Regions from separate parts of the Homo sapiens genome. Here region 2 is linked to region 1. The links are chromatin loops, found by intact Hi-C in ENCODE. Cell type or tissue: mammary epithelial cell. All regions are shown on one strand. Each heading gives the region's core, and the rest is flanking DNA. Links, peaks and the distances in the headings are about the cores only.

Region 1 (10,626 bases), core at 1,484-9,483:
ATACTTCTAAATAATCCATGGATTAAAAATAAATCACAAGGAAAGCTAGGAAATATTTTGAACTGAAAGATAATAAAATACATTTCAAAATTGTGGAATGCAGCTAAAGCAGTGCTTGGGGGAAATTTTAGCTTTAAATCAAATAATATGTTAGAAAAGAAGAACGTCTAAAGCCAAGGACCCAAGACTTTACCTTAAGAATCTAGAAAAAGAAAAGCAAAATAAACCCAAAGTCAGTACAAGAAGAAAAGCAGAAAAAAATTAACACAGCTGGATGGTATATCTTGGAAAAGTTAACAAAGTTGACAAATCCTTAGGTAGATTGATCAAGAAATAAGCAGAGAGAACACAAGTTACCAACATCATAAATGAGAGGGGGGTTTAACATTCAGAAATGTATGCTATTAACGCTAAAGAATAATGAAGGAAAATCACATAGTCACTTCAGTAAATGCAGAAAAACATTTAATAAATTCAATGCCTATTTATAATTAAAACACAGGATATTTGAAATAGAAGGTAACCTCCTTATTTTGATAAAGAGCACTTACAAAAGGCCTTCAGCTAACATCATACTTAATTGCAAAATATTGAACACTGTTTCCCTAAAGTTGGGAGCAAGTCAAGAACGCCCAATCTCACCACTTTGTTTAACAATGGACAGGAGGACTTAAGCATATTTAAAAAATTAAAACCTGCTGGGCGCGGTGGCTCACGCCTGTAATCCCAGTGCTTTGGGGGGCCGATGTGGGCGGGTCATGAAGTCAAGAGATTGAGACCACCCTGGCCAACATGGTGAAACCCTGTCTCTACTAACAGTACAAAAATTAGCTGGACATGGTGGCGTGTGCCTGTAGTCCCAGCTACTCGGGAGGCTGAGGCAGGAGAACCACTTGAAACCGAAAGGCAAAAGTTGCGGTGAGCTGAGATTGCGCCACTGCACTCCAGCCTGGTGACAGAGCGAGACTCTGTCTCAAAAAAAAAAAAAAAAAAAAAAATTCCAAAACGCATACAGAATGGAATTCAGAATTCAGAATGGAAAAAGTAAATGTAAAACTATCTCTATGTTAGATGACATGAGTATTCTTACAGAAATTCCTATTGTATTTACATAGCAACTACTTACCTATTAAGTGAATTTAGCAAAGTCATAGGATATCAGATTAATATACAAAGGTCAATTGCATTTTTATGTATTAGCAGCAAAGAATTGGACAGTTAAATTTAAAAAATAATTTTATATTAGTGTCAAAAGCAAAATATCTGGGAATAAATTTAGCGAAAGACATGCAAAACCTCTATACTAAAACAACAAAATATTGCTGAATAAAATTGAAGATATAAATCAATGGGGAGATAATCATGTTAATGGATTGAAAAACTCAGTTTTCTTAAGATGGCTATAATTACCAAATTGATCTAAAGATTCAATAAAATGATAATCATAATTCTACTATTCCTTTTGGTCAAAATTGACAAGATGATTCTAATTCTAAGAACCTAGAATATTCAAAGAAGTCTTGAAAAAAGAAATTTAAGTTGGATGATGTATTAATCTGTTCTCACGCCACTATAAATAACTACCTGAGACTGGGTAATTTATAAAGAAAAGTGGTTTAATTGAGTCACAGTTCCACAGGCTGTACAGAAGCATGGCTGTGAGGCCTCAGGAAACTTACTTACAATCATGGCAGAAGGTGAAGGGGAAGCAGGCACATCTTACCATGGTGGAGCAGGAAAGAGAGAAAAGGGGAGGAGCCACACACTTTCAAGCAATCAGATCTTGTGAGAACTAACTCACTATCATGAGAACAGCAAGGGGAAGATAAGAGGGAAATCTGCCCCCTTGAGCCAATCACCTTCCACCAGGACCCTCCTCCAATTTGATATGAGATCACATGACTCACATTGTTGGACGTCAAGACTTACCCTAAAGCTATAGTAATCAAGAGAGTCTGCAACTGGTATAAGGATCAACAAACAGACTGATGGAAAGAATAAGGAACCCAGAAATAAAAATAGACACATGCTTATACATTTATTTTATTTTCAACAAAGGTGCCAAAGTGACCTAATTGGGAAAGGAAGTCTTTTCAACAAATGGTGTTGAAATAACTACATTTTATATGGAAACAAATTAACCTTGCTTTAACTTATGCCGTCCACAAAAATTAATTTGTGATGGACCATAGACCTAAATATAAAAGCTAAAATTTAAAAAACTTCCAGAAGAAAATGTAGGAAAATATCTGTATGACTTTGAGTGAGGTAAAAACTAAAAAAGCAAAAATATTATGTTAGATAATAAAAATTTAAAGAAATGAAAAGAAGCACAGAAACATCATTAAGAAAATGTATAGACAAACCACAGGACAGAAGAAAATATTTGCAAAACTTACCTTAAAAAGTATTGGTATCTGGCTGGGCATGGTGGCTCATGCTTATAATCCCCACACTTTGGGAGGCCAAGGTAGCTGGATTGCTTGAGCTCAGGAACTCAAGATTAACCTGGGCAATATAGCAAAACCCTGCCTCTACTAAAAATACAAAAACTAGCTGGGTGTGGTTGCATGCACCAGTAGTCCTAGCTACTCAGGAGGCTGAGGTGAGAGGATCACTTGAGCCTGGGAGGTCAAGGCTGCAGTAAGCCATGATCAAGCCACTTCACTCCTACTTGGGCAACAGAGTGAGACCCTATCTCAAAAAAATAAAAAAGTATTGGTGTCCATGATATGCTAAGAACATCTAAAACAATAATAAAACAATTTAAAAATTTTTTAAATGGTCAAAAATTTTGGACACTTCACAAAAGGTAATAAGTGAATGGTCAATAAACACATGAAAAACATGAAATATCTTTAGTCATCAAGGAAATGCAAATTAGAACCACAATGAGATACCATTCCACATCTACCAGTGTGGCTAAAATTAAAGGCTGACAACACGAAATTTTGGTGAGGACATGAAGCAATTAAAGCTTTCATACATTGGTGGTGGGAGAGGAAAATTACATAAGAATGTTGGAAAAGATCTTGCAATTTTGTATAAAATTGCATATAGCTACCCTAAGAACCAACAATTTCACTCTTACGTATTTACTCAAAGGATCTGAAAACAAATGTTCACAGGGACATGTGCAAAAATGTTCACATTAGCTTCATTCCTAATAGCCCTAAGCTGGAAGCCCAGGTATCCATTACTAGAATACTGGCATATTCATAGAGTAAAATACTATTCAGCAATGAAAAGAAACCAACTTCTGATACAAGCAACAACATGGATGAATGAACCCCCAAAACATGCTGAGTGCACACAAATTTGCATAAAAGAATACAATTTGTATGGTTCCATTAATATAAAATACTAAAACAGGCAAAACTAATCTGGTGAAAATCATCAGAAGATTGGTTATCTCTTGGGATGTGAGATAGGGGTTTGCTAGGAAGGGACATAAAGAAACTTTCCAGAGTGATGGTTATGTTCTGTATCTTGGTAGGAGTTTGGATTGCACAGGTGTATGTGTCTAGAGGAACTTGGAAATGATACACTTAAGATCTGTGCATTGCACTGTATACAGATTTTATCTGAATAGAAACAAAGAAATTGTAAATAAATATTGAACTCTGGCTAATAATATTGAAGTATTTGGGGGGAATATACTAATGTCTGAAACTTATTTTGAAAGACAATAACAAAAATAATTAAATGAGTTGCTGGATGGATAGAGAAATGAGCAGAGAATCAACATGGGATAAAACTAACGTGGCAAAATGTTAATTGAAGAAACCCGGTGGTAAGTATATAGGTGTTCACTGTACAATTATTCTGACTTTTCTCTAAGTTTGAAAATTTTAATAGGCTTTTGAGAACAAAAAAAAATTGAAGACAATTGGCAGATTACCCATTGGGTTGAGTCCTGGCCTTAGGAAAAGACATGAGAGTCTAGCTCATAGGCAAAGGAGGCTCCTGGGGAGGAAAGGAGGCTCCTGAGTCCAGCAATTGGCCTTCTTTGCTCCATTCTAACTTTGGCAATGAACCTAGAGGCTGAGACAAAGCAAATAACCAAGTTCTTTTTCGTTCTACAAGACCCACTGGCTCATGCTCTCTCCAAATGCCTCACCAACAAGATGGTGACTTTAAGCATTCTCAGCAGATCTATTCTAGAGACCTGGAATGGAAAAGGACTGACACCATTCACTCTCCTTCTGCTGAGCACCTACTGTATGGTACTCTCTTTGCTAGGTTTCAAGGACATTATGATGAACCAAATAAAAATGACTCCTGCCTTCATTGTTCTTACCATTGATGAAACGCTGCCCGTCTTCTACTCCTATCATTATTCACACCCCAAACAAAAGATTTGCAAGTTCCCTTTGTAAGCCACTTTGACATGTCTTAAATCTGTGATTTCGAAAATCTCTAATGTTGGATCTGAATACCTCTATCTAAATAAAAAGTGCATTTTTTCTTGTTTTAGCCTCTTTGGAGTGAAACTTGACACAGGAAAATCTCAAAGCCTCAAAATAGCTGAGCAAGAAATTAGATAGAAGCCTAATGACCCAGAGTCACCTTATACTCTCCTGAAATAGAAGCCTGGGAGAAAGGGCAGCTGGCTGCTGAGCTCAACCCTCTGCCCCACTTCCAACAGAGATCACACTCATTACCATTCCTTTCCCTAGCACCCCAGCCAGAACTCTTGTCCAAAGTTTAGACCAAGGACTTGGCATCAAGAGTAGGTGATTGGCCCACTGGGTAGCTTGAAATGACCTTGAATCCCATGTTACAAATCTAATTCCTCCAGCCTCACCTTTAACATACAGAAGAAAAAAAATCCTGTCTCTTTCTCCAAATCCTTCTGTTTAGAACGCAGGCATGTTTTGAACTGATATGTTAATATTACAAATGACCCCATATTGAATGAGTGGCATTATGTTCAACAAAAAGAAAATAAAAATTGGTTGCATTTTTGAGAAAGGCTGTCACACTTTTTCCTGTAGCAACTAACCTCCTTTTCTTAACTGAATATTTTTCCCTTTGCAAAGTCCAGTCACCTGTTTGTCACCTTTGCTTACAGATTCATAGCTCTGAAAATTTCTTAGCAATTTGGTCATTTCCAGCTTCTTACAGCCCCTCCTCCTGGCTGAAATACCTTCGCTTCTTCTTCCTCCCTGCTTCCACTTCCCCAGTAATTTTCACCTCTCAGAAAGTCTAAATATCTATTTTCCTTCCCTAGAGTACTGTTTTTCAGAGTTGGATTTGGGGGAGATAATGACATGACTCAAGGAAATAAGTGCATAATTTTTCTTTCTCTGGTGCCAGTTAAGGCAATTGGTGCCTTAGGATTTTCTGAAGCTCTTTGAAAACAACAGGGTTAGTCAGATTCCAGCGATTTACCTTCTGAAGGCTGAGCATGTCTGGGCAATGGCTGCATAATTTGGATGGAGTCATCACTGATGAAGCAGAGTTGGCTCAGCCAGGCAGCACTCGTTGCTCTTTTTAAACTCCACGGCACCAGGGATGAAGTCACCTTTCTTCTTTTAAAACGAACACATTTGCTCTGTGAGTCCCTGTCACTTCTGTTAGAACTTAGTATTTTTTCCACTGCCGGTCACCAGGACTTCTCACAGGTAAGAAAATTCTTATTTAGTGGGTTTCACTCTAGGGAACCTTAACACGAGGGGGGGATTTTGGAAGGCATCTATGGGCAGAGTTGGAATTAGATCAAGAAATACTCCATTGGGTGGGGAGGGTGGCTGTTTCCATGGCAGCCGGTCCCCACCTGGTGGGGTGGCAGACCATGGCTAGGCGAAGTCAGCTTTGAGCTGCAGTGGTGGGCTCTCACAGTGGGTGTAGGAATCTAATCGGGGCTTGGTATTAGGTGCCTATTCTAAGAGCTGTATAATGAGCATGTTAGTGAAGCAACTGTAAGTGGACTCCTTTGGGCTAGGGCCATCCATACCTCCTTTGCCTTCCTACTGATTGGGTAGACTCTTAGAGAGCTGATTCTTATAAAATATGTGCAGAAAAGCAGCTCTCTGGAGAGCCTTGATTTGCTGTTTCGCTGGTGTGAATGCTTCCCTTCTTTCTCAGGAGTGTAGCAGGAAAAAAAGGGGCCCAGGATGCCTGTTCTGACATGCAGGTACCTTGTTCAAACAATGGCTGTGCTGCCGCATGCAGGGCAGAAGTGTACAAACATATCTTAGTGCCTGACCCTATGAGTTCTTCCAAGAAAATATACATGAGGTCTCTCTCTCTCTCTCTCTCTCTCTCTCTCTCTCTCTGTGTGTGTGTGTGTGTGTGTGTGTGTGTGTGTGAAGGCAGACCCTGTGCTCCTAGAGACCACTGAAATCTCCCTGCAACACTTCCTATGAGTTATATGAGTCTCTGTCACTGATTGAATCATACAACTCTTATCAGCTTTGGAAGGCTCAATAAAGACATCTTGTTTATGACAGAGGTGCCTACAGGATGATAAACGGCTTTTGGAAAGAAAGTTGAACCACTGTCAAATGAAAATGTTGAGAATTGCAGAGCCCTTTATTTCTTGGCACAGAACCCTGCCACATATAGTATTTGGCACAATCATCTATAACCTATACAGGGAGCAAAGACTCATTTAGATAAGAGATGTTTGCTTTGTTTTAAATGCAATTGCATACTGGCTGCCAGTGCCTGGTTATACATTCACCTCAGACTAGACCATATCCAGAATTCATCCTCACCTGAAATCTGCTCCCCCTTCTGTGTCCCCTAGGTCTGTGAAAAGTTCCTGGTGGTAGATTTCTGGATTTCACCCTAAACACCCCTCCAAACTTCCTCACATTTTCACATCTGATTTGGGAACACATTCAGCAGATTCGAACTCCATATTATTTCTCAAATCCATCCATTTCTCCCCACCTCCACAGATATTACCCTAGTTTAAAGCCGTTATCAATTTTTTCTAGGAATACAGAAACCTCACATCTGGGCCTCCTCTCTCCAGTCTTACCTCCCAGCAGCATCCAGAATGATGGTTCTAAAATAATTGATCAGCACCTGCACAATCCAATCAATCACTAGTCTGTTGAGTCAGTCTTCTTAATATCTCTCCAAATGGTTTACATCTCTCTACCCCACCACTACTACCTTGGTCTAACCCATCAACACGCTTTGCCTGAGTTATTGCATTATCCCCTTAGCTCGTCCCCCCTGCTACCAGGCTCACTCCACTCCTAGTATAAGACGCTCTAAGCTTCTTGTTTTACTAAGCTTTCTAAGGACATTTTTACCAGAGAAGAACTTGAAATGCTTATTACTCTATTTGGAGTTTAGAAGCATTAGCATTTTTATGACTCTTGTAGGTGCTTTAAGGAGAGAGGCCAGAATGCGAGAGGATAGGGAATGTAGAAAGCAGTGGGAAGGCAGCCTGAAGAATGCGTAAGCCTCAGACCTTGGAACCATGTGGGTCTTCATTTGAATCCCAGCTTCTCCACCTCCCGGTATGGCTTGGACCAAATGTCTAAACCTTCTTGAGGCTCATTTCCCTCAACTGTGAAATGGAAACAATACCTGCTTCATTAGGTAAATAGAAGAGTTAAATGAGAACATTTATGGAAGGCTCTAAAACATAGCAATTAAAAAATTTTAGTACCGCTCCTTCTTTCCTTCACTTTTAAGGGTTATAATCTCTAACCACCACCTATGTTGTAAGTATTCATGTGTATGTGTTTAAAACTATCTGTAGTTGGCATGGTAGGAAGGAGGAGTGGCAAAGAAATACATGCGAACTCTCTTAAGAAACTTGCAGTTTACTTAAGGAAATAAAGCCAACCTAAACAGCACATCTATAAACGTCTATAAAGCAAGCAATCTGTGATTGTAATGTGTGTAGTACTACCAATTGAGTACAGGAAACCAGTACAGTTAACCAGGAAAGGCCTGAGTAAACAGGTCTGCAAATACCTGCGGACAGAGTGTAAATAGATCTATATCAAGCAGTTTTAGAGTTAGGCTACTCAGAGATTTAAAAATCGTTGGTTGAAGTAAAAGTTTCTAAAAGGACTTGTGCATTTAGAGTGGCTTAAGGATGTGCAGATCAGTGTTTAAAATGACTACACACTCATTCATTAATCAAGCATTTATTGAGTGCCTACTCTGTGCCAGCTCCTAGACTGTACAAATTCTTTGCTACTCTTCCCACAGGAGTTTAATGCTAATTCTCCACCTCTTAAATATAGGCTAGCCTTAGAGACTTGGTTGACCAATAGAAAGAGAAGAAGGCAACATTCTGGGACAACCATTGCTAGGTTCTATGAAGGTTTACATCTTCCTTCTGGGTTTCTTGTCTCAGTTACTTTGGCAGAAGCCAACTACCATGTAGAGTCATGTGCTAGTAAACTGGCTCTCTGGAGAAAAAAAAAAGTTCCTTAATTTGCAGTGTTTGCCAATTTTCATGGTGTAAATACTCCCACCATGGCTTCCAAAATGATAGCACTGAACACAGGTTTGGGAGGAGATATGCAGAATCAGCTCTTATAAGCCAATACAAGCTGGCCCAAGCCCATGACTGCCAATTACTCTGAGACCAGCATACTGTGAGAAAGTCCAAGTTGGCCACATGGAGAGGCTACAAGGATTGAATCCCAACCAGTCCTCAGATTTTCCAGCCATTCAAACTTAGCCTTCAGACATGTAAGGAAAGAAACTTTTAAATAACTCCAGCCCCCACCACTATCTGACTGCAACTATATGAGAGACCCTGAATAAGAACCACTCAGCTCAGCCCACTCAGCCCATAGAACATTGAGAGATAATAACAATGTATATTAACTAAGTTTGGGGGTGGTTTTTATGTAGCATTAGATAATGGGAACAAGGTAGTAACCTTGTTTACTCTGAAGCCGGCTGAGATCAAGCCCCTGAGATGGTGTCAGAAATAGAAGAATCCAACCAGGTAGTTCTTTGTCCTTGCATATTTCCTGGCCTTATACCACTAACTCAAATGTTTTAGTTAAAAAGACTCGAGAAAGAGACTCATTTACTAACTCGTTTTACCGTTATAATAAAATCAGGGAAAAAACATTTCTCACACTCACACATACACTCTTCTCTCATCATCTGCCTCCATACCTACCCACCCAACTCTCCTCATACAAGGCTCTGCTGAAGATCTGCCTTGCCTGCTATATTGGCTGTGCCCAATCCTCCACATGGAATTTGTTAGGGGAAGGAGGTAGAGCAGAGACAATATGAAGTCAGGGAACTGCCCAGAGGTGCCACCTGAGGCCTGGTGGAAAGCACCTGAAGCCATGAGAAAAGAGTAGCAAAGAGGAGGGTTTTAAACAGGCTTTGGTGAAGACACATAGACTATTGGTTAAAAGTATGAATTTTGAAGTCAGATGACCCGGGTTCCTATCAGGACTCTGACATTTTCTAGTTGCTGACCTTGGGAAAGTATCTAGACATGTCTTCTCAGTTTCTTCTTCTTTAAAATCTGGATAGTAATGCCATCTCACAAGGTTCGTGTGGCGATTATATTTGTAGATGATATTTGTGGAGTGCTTAGCACAGTGCCTAATACATCTGTGTTACGTAAATGAATAACAGCTAACAGTGGCAGTAGTGACAGCGTTGGAGCAGTACTAATGATACTTTGTTGCAAGTCCCAAAGCCACAGGCTCCCTGGCAAACCCAGAGCTTCAGTTGGTCATCACTCTACAGGTGCTCAAGATAAGTGTTCAATAAATACTTATATCACACTGAATATTTACATTCTGAATATCTCTTCTACTGCCATTTTTTGTCCCTCTTTTTGCTCCTAAATGCATTTCCAAAGGCTTAAAAACAACCTCTGCATCCCATCCTCTGTATCTAAAATAATATGAATTGGGACCATGTTTTCTCATTTCTTGTGAGTCCTGTTCTTACCTTCCACTCTGTAGCAGGTAGTTGAATAGTTCAGTGCTCAATATATTATAACTATTTATTACTATTTTTAAAGTTGTGTTTAAGGAGAAACTGAAGTTAGATGACTTCTACGGGGATCCAAAGCCCAAGGTACTCCAAACATTTTAGGTTTACCAGTATACAGATAGATGCTACCACTTTGGTAGGTCAGGGTGAAGGATAAAATCACTCTTGAGAGCCAAATGTGAATATTAAGTTTTCTTGAGTTATTCAGACCTTGTGAATACAAAATTTTAATCTGTGTAATTTTAATATATGAATTGATGTTTGACAGATCCATCTCATTAAATTTATGGTTGATCTAGTTGTGGATTTTGTAAACAAAGAATCATGCAAACACTCTGGCTGTTAAAGAATAGCTGGCTTGTATATTTTTAAAAAACATTATGAAATATTTATAGATTCATGAGTCTATGAGTGCCCCCCTTCACCCAGCCTTCGCCACTGTTAACATTTACATACCTATAGTACAATATCAAAACCAGGTAATTGACATTGGTACGATCCACAGACCTTATCAGATTTTATCAGCTATGCATGTACTCATTGTGTGTGTGTGTGTTTGTGTGTGTGATTGTATACAGTTTTTGTCACATTAGCTTCATGTAACTATTGCCACAATCAAAATATCACTAACCATATCATCACTGCAAGGCTTCTTTATACTTCCCTTTTAAA
Region 2 (8,000 bases), core at 1-8,000, 69 kb before region 1:
ACACATAAGAAGGTCTTAATAAGTGGACAGGTAAACTGCTCATGAATAGGAAGATTCAATATGGTAAAGATGGCAATCCTCCCCCAAATGCATCTATAATTTCAATGCGATTCCAATATAAATCCTAACATGGTTTCCCATAAAACTTTATAAACATTTTAAAATTTATGTGGCAGAACAAAAGTCCAAAAATATCTGATAAATCTCTGAAAAAGAATAACAAGAAAGGGTTGCTTATTCTACCGGGTATCAGAGTTTATTATGAAGCTAATTAAGTAAAACTGTGGTTTCGGCTGAGTCATAGATAAAAGCTCAGGTGAACAGATTAAAATCCCAGAAACAAATTGCTGCATATATGAATCTGTCATTTAGTAGAATTGGCATTACAGTTGAAAGGATGAACTACTTAATAAAAGATACTGGGATAGCTAGGTTTCATATAGAAAGAAAATTAGACTCCTAGCTCACATGAAAAACAAAAAGAGACTTCATGTAGCTTAAAGAAAACATGAAAAAGAATTGCAACAACTAGAAGAAAATATAGGGAATATCTTTAAGATATTAAAGTAGGGGAAAATTTCTTAAGCAATATAGAAAAAGTATAAATTATACAGGAAAAGACTGATGACTTTGTCAAAATGTAAACTTCTGAATGACAAATGAGACAGTAGTAATGCTAAAAGACAAACTGTAGGCTAAAACAGTATATGTGTAACATACACAACAAGAAAAGGATGATTAACCCAAATATGCAAAAACAAAAAAAGTTTAAGTTAGTAAGAAAAACAGACAAAAACACCCAGTAGAAAAAAGGGCCCAAGAGCAATTCACTAACAAATATCTAAGATGATACTCAACTTCACCAGTAGTAATAAGGAAAATTAAAAATAAAACACCAATGAGATTTAATTTCACTCTTATACATTCGGAAAAAATTAAACTATCTGTCAGTAATAACTGTTGTTGAGAATGCAGAGAAACAAACTCTTAAACATTGCTGCTAGGAGCATGAACCGGTTCAATCATATCTGGAAGCCCATATCCTACAAACCAGCAATTCTACCTTGAGGTTTATACTTCAGAGAATTTCTTGCACCTGTCTATAAGAAGAAAATGGATAAACTATACTGTAGGCATACTACAGAATACCATATAGCAATGAAAAGAAATTAACTGGCTCAGACTATGTAGATCTACATGAATAGTTATCAAAAAAAAAAAAAGGTTAAGTGAAAAAAAATCAAGTTAAAGAATGATGGGTACATCATGCTGTCACTGAAACCAAATGGGGTCTGTTTGCCCATGTGCAGTGGAAAGCCAACACCGAAGCACTGGGTTTTTGCTGTGAGAAAGGTTAATCGCAAGTCCACTGGCCACATGAGAGGAGGAAATGCTCAAATGTCTCCCTGAGCTGGGGGTGGGTCAGATTTTAAAATGGGTAATAAGGCATGATCTGATTGGATCTGGCAGTGAGGTGAGGCCAGGACGCATGCTCTGGCTGGATCCTGCCATGCTGTGTCTGCTGCTTCTTAATTCAGTCCTGCTCCTTCATCCCAGCACTTAGGTTCCCCTTGTGGTTGCACATTTGGTTCATCTGGGCATGCTCAGATTATGTGCCCTTTAACCTGGGGGTCCATGGCAACTGAAAAACAACTCACAACTTTGTCACATAAAAGTTGAACCAGTTGGTCTGATGTGCTTACAATGTCATTCATAGACAAGAATTAACATACATGTAAATACCACATATTTCCCTGGTTTTATAGGCGTGTGTGTACATACATATAAAAGGAAAAAGTGGAAATGGAAGATTGCACACTAAATTCATGACAGTGGTTACATCTATGAGGCAGGGAGGGTTGTGAATTATAGGTAAGGATGCTCAATAAAGGGAATTTGACTATAATTCTATTAGTTTTCTTAAAAAATGAAACAAATACAAAAATGATAACAACTGTCAATTCTGGGTTGATGATATTTGCATCTTTGTCTTATTTTTTTTTTCTGTAATTTAAAAGTTTACCAAACTTAAAATTATAATTAAAACAAAAGCAGACAACTCCAATCTAACCATGAGAAAAATATCAGAAAAATATCCGTTTAAGGAAAGTCTACAAAACACTTGTCGAGGTCAAGAAAGACAAGAAAAGACTGAGAAACTGTCACAGCCAAGATAGGCCTAAGGAGACATGGTAATTAAATATAATATATCTTGGATCCGATCTTGGAATAGAAAAAGAGCAATGAATAATAATTAAGGAAATCTGAATGAGGTATGGATTTTTGATAACAGTAACATATAAATATTAGTACATTAACTGTTACAAAGGCAGTGTACTAATATAAGACAATAATAGGGAAAACTGGGTGTAGGGTATATGTGAACACTTTGTCCTATCTTGGCAACTTTTCTTTAAATCTAAAATTATTGTAAGATAAAAAAGTATGTAAAAAACGGAATAGGTATAGTATTCTTCCAGTTTCGTGTGAGTGTGTGTGAGTGTACACAAAAAGACAAGCAGAATATTTATCAAAAATATCAATGATTAGGTCTACATGGTGGAAGTATGGGTAGCTTTCCTTTCTCTTTCATTCTTTTATTTTTCAAATTCCTGCCTTCTAATATAAGTCAAATGTGATATACTGATAGTTTTAGCTATCAGAAACATTATCAAGACCTTGGCACCGTTTCTATCAGCACATGGTAATTATGGGCCCCATTCTCCTAACACTCACTTCCTATATTTGCCCGGGATGCTTGCTAAAACTGAGTTCTATACTAAGAATTTCCAGGGAAGAAACTTGAGAATTTATTTTTTAACAAGTCCCTAGGTGATTTTTGTGTGTGTTTGTGTCTGGTGGCTGTTCAGATAAGTTTAGGAAACTGACTCAGCTAATTCTCACTTAAAGCTCAGCTCAGTGTCAGCTCTGCTGTCAAAACTTCTCTGTCCATCTCAGGCACTTAGAATCTCCCTTCCCTGTATCCTCCCTGTACCACACACACAACTCCATTCCTGCCCTTCTAACAGTGCAGCATAGTTTTTTCTACATTTTTCTCTCTGGCTGTTTTGCATATCTTTGTGATCTCATCGAACAATAGCATCTGGTAGGCCCTCAATATCCATTATTTAGATAAATGCATGGAAGCTTAGATAGTCAGATGGGCTGCTTTTAAATAAATGGGGTGATTCTAAGAATTTCATCAGCATCTATCTTCAAGCCCCTCAATAATGGCATCCCTGGTTGCTTTACAATAGGTGGGATCAGCCTCTTTTATTATCTCTTTAGAAGGAAGCATGGGAATATTCAATTTATTCCAAAATATATTGCTTTACGCTTGGATAATGGTCAGAAAAACTGGAAGTATGAATATATATTTGAATCATCTGGGAATCTATTGAAACCCAAACTTGCATTTGATGAGTAGTGCTTACCCTGGGCCAGGCCACTCAGTGCTTGAGCTGTGCTATCTAAGATGGAGGCTCTAATCACATGTGGCCTTTGAAGGCTACATTTAAAGTAATTGAAATCAATCCAGTTCCTCAGTCATACATTTCAAGTACTCAAAGGCCACACGTAGCAGCCACTGTATTGGAAAGTGAAGACATAGAACATTTCCATCATCACAGAAAGTTCTATAGGAGAGTGCTGACCTAGATGATTCCTCTTTATACTTCGAATCAGATAGTTCTCTTATTTAAGGCTTCCCTCATCCCTCCAAGCCATATTCTGTTTGGTTCGCAGTGACAGAAATGTCCTGGGCACCAGGGATTCAGAGATGAAGAAAATGTCATTGCTGCCCTGGAACAGCTTAAAGCAGGGACTCTCAACTGGGGCGATTTTGCTGCCTAGGGGACATTTGGCAGAGACTTTGTATTGCCATTAATAGTGTGGGGGGTATGTGTGTGTCTGTGTTCATGTGTGTGTTGTGTGTGTCTGTGTCATATGTGTGTATGTGTGTGTGTGTATTACTGGCAGACAGAGGGCAGCGATCCTGGGTAGAGGGCAGAGATGATGCTAAGCATTCTACAACGCACAAGACGGCTCCCCCTCCCTACCATCAAAAATTTGGCCCAAAATGTCAATAATGCCAAAGCTGAGAAACCCTGGCTTGAAGCCTTGTTGGGGAGAGAGACACAGGAGCACAAAGTACCAATGTCATGTGGAAAGTGAGCAGAGAGTGGTAGAGCACAGCCGTCGGACTGGGAGGATTCCCAAGCTGAGTCTGGAAGGAGCTGCATGCCTAGTCATTCCTTCTATGATCTAATAATGCTTTGCCCATTCCCCTCTGCAACACCTAACACTGTGATGTATTTTAACCATCAGTTTACACATACTTCTCTCCTGTGAGACTGTGAATTCTTCAAAAGCAGGTACTGTGTTTAATGAAGTGTGCCCAGGACTTTGCTCAGTGACTGGATGACACAGTAGGAGTAACAAGAAAGTTCACATGGGTGAACCGTGGTAGGTGGACATCGTCTCTCTCACCTCTTCCCAAATCAAGGATGAAGTACATCTTCATAAATCCTCATGTGAATTATTTTGCTACCTCTAGAAGCATTTTCTAAAACAAGGTGCAGCAATCAGTTGAGTGAATTTGTCACCAGAGCTTATGTTTTCTGAAAGAACCCTATCCTCAGGCAGTTGTTCCTAAGAGGTGAGTTGTGGATTTAGTTCACATACCTTCCTTCGTGGCTTAAAATGCTCCACATGCCTGTCTCCCCAACAGCATCAGATCACCATGCAGTAAAATACCAAGTCAGAACAGCCAATGCTGAAAAGAGTGACAGTTTCCTTTCATGATGCAATGCACTTGGAGCCAGGGGACAGGGAGACAATAACTGCAAGGAGAAGTGATGACAACCCTACTTTAATATAGTAGTTCCTTTTGAATTTTATAGACTTACCCGTTAATCTCTAGAATTTTGAAAAAATTCCTTAAGTGATGTGAGCAAATAACACTTTGCCTTGGGTTAGCCTTTTCCTTTCCCTTGAAGATTCCACAAATATGTCAGCGCTGGAAATGATCCTTTGGCTTTGAACTATGTGAAGACTGCAGAAGGACTGGTTGGTAAGCACCCACATCCTGGGGTGAGAATCACATCCAGTTTATACCTCCCTGTGCACACTTGTATAAAACAACTATAAGACACACGAGAGATCTGGAAGCCAGTTCCTCATAAGTAAGAATTGGTAAGAGCTCTTAAGCAGCATGTCTGAGGTTTAATAACTCGCCCTGTCTGGAGCCTTTTGTGTGTCTCACTTTCTTCTTAGCAAAACATGAGCATTACACTCTGTGCTGGAAGATTCCCTTCCTTCTTCCGGGCTTTTGATTACCCAATCCTTCTTTACTTTCACTTCTTGCTCAAAGCAGCTCTTTCTCAGCCATTTCTAAAAAAGGTTTATGAGATGCTGCAGGGCTGTGTCTCTAAATTGGGCCCTGTGTGCCTATATCCTCATTCTCTGCAGCTGCTGAATTCTTTCTGTGGGATCAGCCTTCTTCTAAGTGCTGGGGTGATGGGAACATAGCTGTAAACTGATTTTGACAGGAAGCATCACTTCCGGCTGGAAACAAGTCCCTGGTTTATGCAGCACATAGTACTAACTGTGGAACACTGTTAAACATGTCTCATTCCGCCCCCTCCACCAGCAAAAGGCCTTGCTGCTCAGTTGTGCACCAGATGATGTGGCATATGCACATACTGGCCACTAATGACAAAGCCTGACACCATGCAGTGGACATCTCTTGGGACCTCAGCCTCTTTCTCCTGGAACTGACCCCATCCTCCCTTCGCTACATGATCACCATGGGTGGATTCCCAGCAGCCATGCTTGTAACATGCATCCTGTCCTCTCTGGCCACAGACAACTACAATACAGATGAGCAGCCCACCCAAGATTCCTTCTCTAAGAATTTAGAACTGGGAATGGAGGAGAGAAAGAGAGAGATACTGATTCTACCAGAGACAATGGGATGAGATAGCATGGTTGTTGGAACCATGGCTGGAACTGTAAAGCACAAATTGGACAGCAGATAAAGTTGGTTCACAGAGAGAGAGAGAATGATGAAGCCATAGGGATCCAAGTTTCCCTATGGCTTTCCTCACCCTAACTCCTGTCCTTCCACAGGTCAGGCTGCATTTGTATCCTGGGTCCACAAGACATCGTTTCCTTAAAACCAATCCCCCTGATTTTGCTAAGGTGAGTCGGAACAAGTTGATTTCTGTTACACACACAAACACACACCCCACATGAGACAGCCAGGTAGGAAGTGCTCCCTGGCAGAGCCTCCCTGACCTGCACACTGGGAGGAATGCACGCTGGGGTGGAGCCTTGGGAGGTTCGCGTGGTTTGCAGTGGGGAGGAGCCTGCCGCCCTCTTCCTGGGTGGAACCTGGGATTCAGTTCGCCAGGCAGGAAGTGCAGTAGCAGGACTCTGGCTTTCCGGAGAGTCTCTGTTTTTCCTTTTTTTTTTTCCCTTTTCGCCCAATAAATACCATTTTTCTCACCCTTCAAAGTGTCTGCAAGCCTAATATTTCATGGATGTTTGACAAGGACCCCGTCTTTAGCTGAACTAAGGAGAAAGTCCTGCAACACACACATGGAGCTCAGCAAACGGAGGATGTAGTAGGTAGAATTTTTAAATGGCCTCTATGATTTCTTTGCCTGGTATCCACATCTTTGTGTCATCCTCTCCCCTTCAGTTGTGGGAGGGATGTATAACTTGCTTCTGAAAAGTAGAATATAGTAAAGGTGAAGAAATCCTGCAGTTGAGGTGAAGTTAATGAAAAGGGAGATAATCCTGGGTGGGCCTGACCTAATCAGGTGAGTTCCTGGAGAATGTCAAGTAAGAAGCCTAGAGTCAGAGACTCACTCTTTCCTGTTAGCCTTGAAGAGGCAAGATGCTTCAGTTCTACAGCTGCAAGGAAATCAATTCTGACAACAACCACGTGTGCTTGGAAGACCACCACCACCATCACCACCACCACCACCCCCCGCCCCGCCCCTGCCCCTCTGAGCCTCAGATGGGACGCTAGACCCTCCCTGATTATAGTCTGCGAGACACTGAACCTGGACTCCTGGTCTATGGGAGCTGTTTTAAGTTTTAAGCTGTTAATTTTTGGTAATTAGTTATGCAGCAAATGGCTGTGTTGTTATTCCCATCCCCCTCTTCCCACCTGTCTCCTTTAAATAAAAACCAGCATTTCAGGTCTGAACTGTCATGACTCCAATCTGCTTGTCAAGATGGACTCTAAGTAGAGTCAGGTGAAGAGGCCAGGTTAGCTATATTCCTTCTTATTTTCCATCCTTCAGTCATGGCCTGAGCCTTTTCCTTCCCTGAAATCTAATGAGAATCACTCCTCAGCTGATTATCATGGACTCGATGGCTTGTCATTAAGAATACCTCAGCCACAGGCAGCAGTGAGAAGAGAAGTGAAGGAGGAGGGGTGTTTAGGAAATGCCTGGTCCTGAGGGCGGAAGCAGTTTTGAAGTTGCACCTGCTCTGACAGAAAACTCGAGTGTAAGACTTACTGATGTCATTCTCCTCAGTTCTTCATGGACGTAGGACTGTCATGGGGAAATTAGGCAAAGATTCTGCTTTGGCAGGAAGAACTATGGCTCCCTGCCCACATCCCTTCGTTCAGCTCCCTCCCCCATTGGCCAGAATACACCAAGTTGTCAGCACCAGCCGGCCCGTGGCTATTCAGAATGTCTCTGGAAACCATGAAGGCTAGGAGGCATGAGATCTGGGTGCTGGGGCTGGTGAGTCCTCTAGTAACCAACCCAACTGTAAAGAAGTAATAATATATGGCATCTGCATAATGGTCTACGGCTTCCAACTTGCTTTAAGCTCTATTTATCCTTTGGGTCTCTCATCAGCCCTGGAAGAAAAGCAGTTGTCTTTGTCAGGCCTCTGAGCCCAAGCTGAGCCATCATGTCCCCTGTGACCTGCACGTACACATCCAGATGGTGGGTTCCTGCCTTAACTGATGACATTCC

What was found. A loop is a pair of places that touch in the nucleus more often than their neighbours do. Peaks named below come from ENCODE experiments on the same cell type or tissue, not always from the same donor. Only the 100,000 strongest peaks of a DNase experiment are listed, where the experiment ranks them.
Region 2: a loop joins it to region 1, with 2.9 times the contacts of the local background. A loop is called at or near these places in 7 of 110 quality-filtered maps.

What each region holds. Positions count from the first base shown.
Region 1 is chr11:94,700,971-94,711,596 of GRCh38, forward strand. The region is part of intron 1 of PIWIL4-AS1 (PIWIL4 antisense RNA 1); the gene reads right to left. It also overlaps a transcript of AMOTL1 not described here. Among named protein-coding and RNA genes, the nearest start is that of PIWIL4-AS1, 34 kb to the right of the region's middle. RefSeq lists an enhancer at 5,014-6,213. In mammary epithelial cell, for the core only: CTCF peaks have their summits at 5,137 and 6,150; DNase peaks (open chromatin) are centred at 5,421 and 6,131; H3K4me3 peaks cover 2,933 bases; H3K27ac peaks cover 2,797 bases.
Region 2 is chr11:94,633,697-94,641,696 of GRCh38, forward strand. The region is part of intron 4 of PIWIL4-AS1 (PIWIL4 antisense RNA 1); the gene reads right to left. It overlaps LINC02700 (long intergenic non-protein coding RNA 2700), which reads left to right and starts at 4,347. Exons shown (of 6, transcript NR_187352.1): 1 at 4,347-4,657. RefSeq lists a silencer at 174-374 and an enhancer at 6,319-6,818. In mammary epithelial cell, for the core only: no CTCF peak of the experiment used is centred there; no DNase peak of the experiment used is centred there.